2 separate regions of the Homo sapiens genome follow, and region 1 is linked to region 2. A link is a loop called in an ENCODE intact Hi-C map of the cell type or tissue named here. Cell type or tissue: PC-9. All regions are shown on one strand. Each heading gives the region's core, and the rest is flanking DNA. Links, peaks and the distances in the headings are about the cores only. Region 1 overlaps LOC105369890 (a long non-coding RNA gene). Region 2 overlaps LOC105369890 (a long non-coding RNA gene).

The links. Hi-C counts contacts between places; a loop is a spot of excess contacts. Peaks named below come from ENCODE experiments on the same cell type or tissue, not always from the same donor. Only the 100,000 strongest peaks of a DNase experiment are listed, where the experiment ranks them.
Region 1: a loop joins it to region 2, with 9 times the contacts of the local background. A loop is called at or near these places in 5 of 110 quality-filtered maps.

The regions. Positions count from the first base shown.
Region 1 is chr12:89,967,557-89,970,384 of GRCh38, reverse strand. The region is part of intron 6 of LOC105369890 (a long non-coding RNA gene); the gene reads right to left. Among named protein-coding and RNA genes, the nearest start is that of LINC02399, 21 kb to the right of the region's middle. In PC-9, for the core only: no CTCF peak of the experiment used is centred there; a DNase peak (open chromatin) is centred at 1,104.
Region 2 is chr12:90,090,364-90,093,191 of GRCh38, reverse strand. All of the region lies in intron 10 of LOC105369890 (a long non-coding RNA gene), which reads right to left. Among named protein-coding and RNA genes, the nearest start is that of LINC02399, 140 kb to the right of the region's middle. RefSeq lists an enhancer at 1,511-2,113. In PC-9, for the core only: no CTCF peak of the experiment used is centred there; DNase peaks (open chromatin) are centred at 1,721 and 2,121; H3K4me3 peaks cover 690 bases; H3K27ac peaks cover 1,760 bases.

The DNA of each region.
Region 1 (2,828 bases), core at 81-2,580, 120 kb after region 2:
TAGCCCTCTAACCTAAGTGATATCAGGAATAAGTTTCTTGTATACTCGGATGGGCAAGTTTGGGCATAAGTATACAACTAGTTCATCCACTACATAAAGGTGACTGGTAAGGTATCTTCCAACTTAGAGATTCCAATAGAATTCCTGAGATCAGTGTTCCCTGAAATATCTTGTTCCCATTGGATGGCCAGTCTACTTGCAAGAATGTTTTTTTAAAAAAATTGATTGGGAATAATTGCCTTTAATAATATCCACCCATCACTTACTGGAATGGAGATGGGAGAACTTATATTACTGAAGCTTAATTGCCTGTGATCTTCTCCTGAAGCATTTTAACTGCCACCTTTAGGCTGAAATTCTAAACTCTTTGGCTTCCATCTCCTACTCTTTCCTAACTCTCTGGTCACTCTTCCTCAGTCTCTTTTCTCTGGTTCCTTTTCCATGAATATTCCTTAATTATTGGTGTTCTTCAAGCTTTGTTTTGGCCTTCTCCCTTCTCACCCTGAATGGTATCATTGGATGACTGTGACTACAGATATGTGATGAATACAACCAGTAGGATGATAACTATCAAATTGTTTATTACCCGCCAAATCATCTCTACTTTGGCCTTGTTTCCAACTGTCCACTGCACACAGGGATCCTACTATCAGGCACTGCCTAAATTTGAACCTTATCTCCTGCCATGGCCTAGACGTAACCTAAGATTCAGATATGAATTATGTTTTAGTGAGAAAGCCTGAATATTAGCTCAAACTAACCCAGATTCAAATCCTAGCTCCACTGTTTACTTGCTGTGCCAAAACAGCCAAATTTTCCATTCCATTTGAACCGCATATTCTTAATCTTTGAATTTTGGGGAGAATTAAATAATTAAATCAATCTAGCTCAGCTCCTAACACAACTTAGTTGTTCAACAAATGTTGGTTCCTTTCTCTTCCTCTCCAAAAATGTTACACTACTTAGATTTTCTTAATCATGCCATGATTTATTTTCTACTTAACTGCGTTATTGCATGCGCTGTTCCCTTAGCCTAGAAGGCCCTCTCTTCACCTCCCCAACCCTCATGCCTGCCAGGTAAACTATTACACAACTTTAAAGAATGCAATTATCAGGAAATATTTCCTCAACAAGACCACACTGCAGTCAGAGCCAGGTACTCCTTCCTCCACGCCTTGGAAGCATTTTATTTTTGTGTCTATCACTTTATATCATAAATGTTTATTTATAGCTGTCTCCCCGACTAAGCTGTGAGCTCATTAAGAGTTCTAAGTAATCCAAATTGAGCAACAGAATGTTATAATTCCGAAGATATTTCAAACCACTGAGTTAATACAAGCAATCTAAATACATAATAATAAATACTATATTAATTAAACTAAATTTTGTAGAGACAAATTATTCAATTTCCATAGTAGGTACTGGAAACAGAAAGTAAACCTAGATATTGTCCCCACCCTCTGGTGTTGAGAGTGAATCTATTGTGTACAAATTTAAATTTTCAAGTGAAATAATATTTTAATCTGTATTTACTTGTTTTTTACAGAAAGTGATGCAAATGTTTCATGAATTTTAAGTTTCTCTTTAGATCCACTATGTTCATCACCAAGACTTGTACTATTTGTGTATGTCATCACATTTTTTAAACAAGTAATTAAAAAGCCAATAAGGAAATTTATTGGATCAAATAAATGAATGTGCAGCGAAGAATAAACATAACAGCTTCTCAAGCAAGTCAATAATATGATTGAGGACGTATACTCTTTTCTTCTCTCCAGTTTTGTGATTGCAAGATGATTGCCAGTGATAAGCCAGGCTACATGTTCCCCTTCCTCACATCTAAAGGGAAATAAAGCGTGCATCTTCCCCAACCACGGAACATAAGTCCTTCCTCAATCTGGTTTGGCCAAAAGGTCTCACATATTCAACCCTGAGCCATTAACTGGCTCCAGAGGAAAGTTATGAAATAATTGGCTTACTTCTGGGTTCTTAAGCAGTTGCTAGCAAGGGGAGTAGGATTCTACGATTGGATACAGCAAATCAAAGTTCACCTGGAAGCTGAGGTCAAAGTACACTAAAGCCACATACTGGGGGAGGGTAGAAAAGATGTTGGGAAGTCAAAGGCAACATCCACGTGCTACACTGTCATAATTAAGTCATAAGAGAAAAGGGTGGTGAATCTTGAGCACACACAGAAGCCCAGGGAAAATTATTGTGTTTTAACAGTTTATTAATGGTTCTTTATTATGGAGAAAAATGAACTGCATTTATATTATTTTACTTGATTAATTCATTTAGTATTTCTTCCTTACAATAAAATACATTTGCAGAGTGAATGTTTGTATCTTCCCTCCAACCAATTCACAGGTTGAAGCTCTGCCCTCTAGCCCTCTAATGTGATAATATTCAGAGGTAGAGTTCTGGGGAGGTAATTAGGTTTAGATGAGGTCATGGAGGTGGGGACCAAGATGGGATCTGTGCCCTGTCGTTTAAGTGATAGATTCTTTTTTTTTTTTTTTTTTTTTTGAGACGGAGTCTCGCTCTGTTGCCCAGGCTGGAGTGCAGTGGCTCGATCGCAGCTCACCACAACCTTTGCCTCCCAGGTTCAAGAGATTCTCCTGCCTCAGCCTCCCGAGTAGCTGGGACTATAAGCATGCACCACCAAGCCTAGCTAATTTTTGTGTTTTTAGTAGAGATGGGGTTTCTCCATGTTGGTCAGGCTGGTCTCAAACTCCTGACCTCGTGATCCACCTGCCTTGGACTCCCAAAGTGCTGGGATTACAGGTGGGAGCCACCATGCCCAGCCTTAAGTGATCAATTCTATGGTA
Region 2 (2,828 bases), core at 283-2,782:
TATGAATTATATATATCTAATTTATATATATGAATTATATATATCTAATTTATATATATGAAGTATATATATAATTTATATAAATATGTATATTATATATATAATTTACATAAACATGTAAATTATATATAATTTACATAAACATGTAAATTATATATATAATTTACATAAACATGTAAATTATATATATAATTTACATAAACATGTAAATTATATATATAATTTACATAAATATGTAAATTATATATATATAATTTCTATAAATATATAAATTATATATATAAAAAGACAAATGGCTAAACTGTTTAATATTATATGTATTAAATATTATATACATATATTATATACATATTATATATAAAATTTATATTTATATTATATATAATATAAATATATATTATATATACATATTATATATGTTATGTATTATATATAACATGCATATATAATATATAATTATATATATAAGATTATATTACATATTATATAAATAATTATATACAATTATATATTTATATAATTGTATATAATATAAATATATATTATAAATATATATTTATATTATATATTAATATTATATATTTATATTATATATTAATATTATATATATTATATATGATATATAATATTTATTATATATCATATATAATATATAATCTATCATCTATCATATATCATATATATGATATATATCATATATAACATATATGATATATAATATAATATATGTTATATATAATATATTTATATATAAAGACAAATGGCTAAACAGTTTAATATTTTATATATAATATATACTATATATTATATATTTATATAGTTTTTATATATTATATACAACATATATAATATATAATGTATATTTTATATATTATATACAACATATATAACATATAATATATATTTTATATATAATATATATTTAAAGACAAACGGCTAAACTGTTTATTATATATAATTGTAATATATATTATATAATAATTATATATTTTTATATATTACATATATTATTATATAATAATTATATATTTTTATATATTATATATATTATTATATCATGTATAAATTATAATATATATATTTTTGAAACAGGGTCTCACGCTGTTGCCCAGGCTAGAGTGTGCTGGTGCCTTCCCAGCTCACTGCAGCCTTGACTTCCTGGGCTCAGGCAGTCCTCCCACCTATGCCTCCTGAGTAACTGAGAGCACAGGCCATTTTCATAATTACCTTCATTTTAGACTTAGGTTACTAGTCAGCTTAATTTATGCCATCACTACGTGAAGCCATGAAAATGTGTTATATTCTATTCTATTCCTCAGATGAAATTTTGGTGTCAAAAATGTTGACATTACGCATTCATTTGCTCCTTTAAAGAGGTTAAATACAAAGCCATTCTCTTTTACTTAATACAGGTACATATCCTAGAGTCTCCTTAGACAGGAAATAATTAAGCCCACTTGTCATCCTTACCAAATTAGTGCCCAGGAAAAGAAGAAATCCCAGGAGAGGATTAGTGCGAATTTAAATCAGATATACAGCTAATCCAGCACCCAAGCTAGGGTTTGCATTTCAATCAATCAAAGCACAGGGACTTGCATTTTGACACCAAATGCAGAAAGTCAGAGAGCTATGGTTAGGTCTTGGAAGGCTGCTGATATGGAAATGTCTCCTGTGAGTCATTCCACTCTGTGGTTTAAAGAAATTGAGGACTTTTCCCAAGGTGCTAAAGGATGTGGAAGTCATTCTCCCACCCACTGGGTGTGGGTGCAATCACCGATGCATCACTGGGTGTGGCTGGGTTATGATGCAACATAAAGTCCTAGCAGTGCAGTTGCTTGGAGTGGGCAAAATTCAGCCTCACTTCAGGATAACAGCATTCAGTAGTGGCTTTCTCCACCTCCCAAGAGCAGAAATAAAAGAGATTGTTAAAACGCAGAAAGCGGGAATGAACAATTTTCTCCCCCTTTTGTTTAAGGAGGGGTCTAGAAGACAGATGTAAGTGAAATGAATTATAAGTCTCAACCTCCTTCACTCTTATCTGGAGTGAATAGACTGCTTTGTCATACAGCTGCCTAAGGCTAATCCTCCACACTCCCACAATCTTCTCAGTCTACTGCCTGAGTACCTTTGAAGCCAGGATTTAAAATCCTATAAATAGAAACAGGATTACTGGTTGCAGACTGCTGAAAAACTTTAAATGCTTCCTGGAAAGTGCAAGGAAGGATGTACAATGGCATGAGAAGAGGTGAATGGGGAGGAGAAATGTAAATTTTTAAGAGAAATAGTAAACTCTAACTTAACACAGTATTTCAATAAATCTGACTTTTCTTTTTGTGACCCTAAGAGATTTTTTTGATTTTCATAATTAGAAATTGCATCCAGGCAAGGCGTAGTGGCTCACGCTTGTAATCTCAGCACTTTGGGAAGCCAAGTTGGGAGGATTGCTTGAGGCCAGCAGTTTAAGACCAGCCTGGACAACAGAGTGAGGCCCTGTCTCTATGAAAAAAAAAAAAAAAACACGACATATTTTAGTTAGCTAGGTATGGTGACACGCACATCAAGTTACAGTTACTCAGGAAGCTGAGGTGGGTAGATCACTGGAGCCCAGGAGTTTGAGGCTGCAGTACGCTATGATTTTACCACTGCACTCCAGCCTGGGTGACAGGGTGAGACTGCTTGTCAAAAGAAAGGAAAGAAAGGGAAGGGTGGGGGGGGGAGAGAGAGAGAGAGAGGGAGAGAGAGAGAGAGGAAGAAAGAGAAAGAAAGAAATTAAAAGGAAGGAAGAGAAAGAAAGAAAGAAAGAAAGAAAGAAAGAAAGAAAGAAAGAA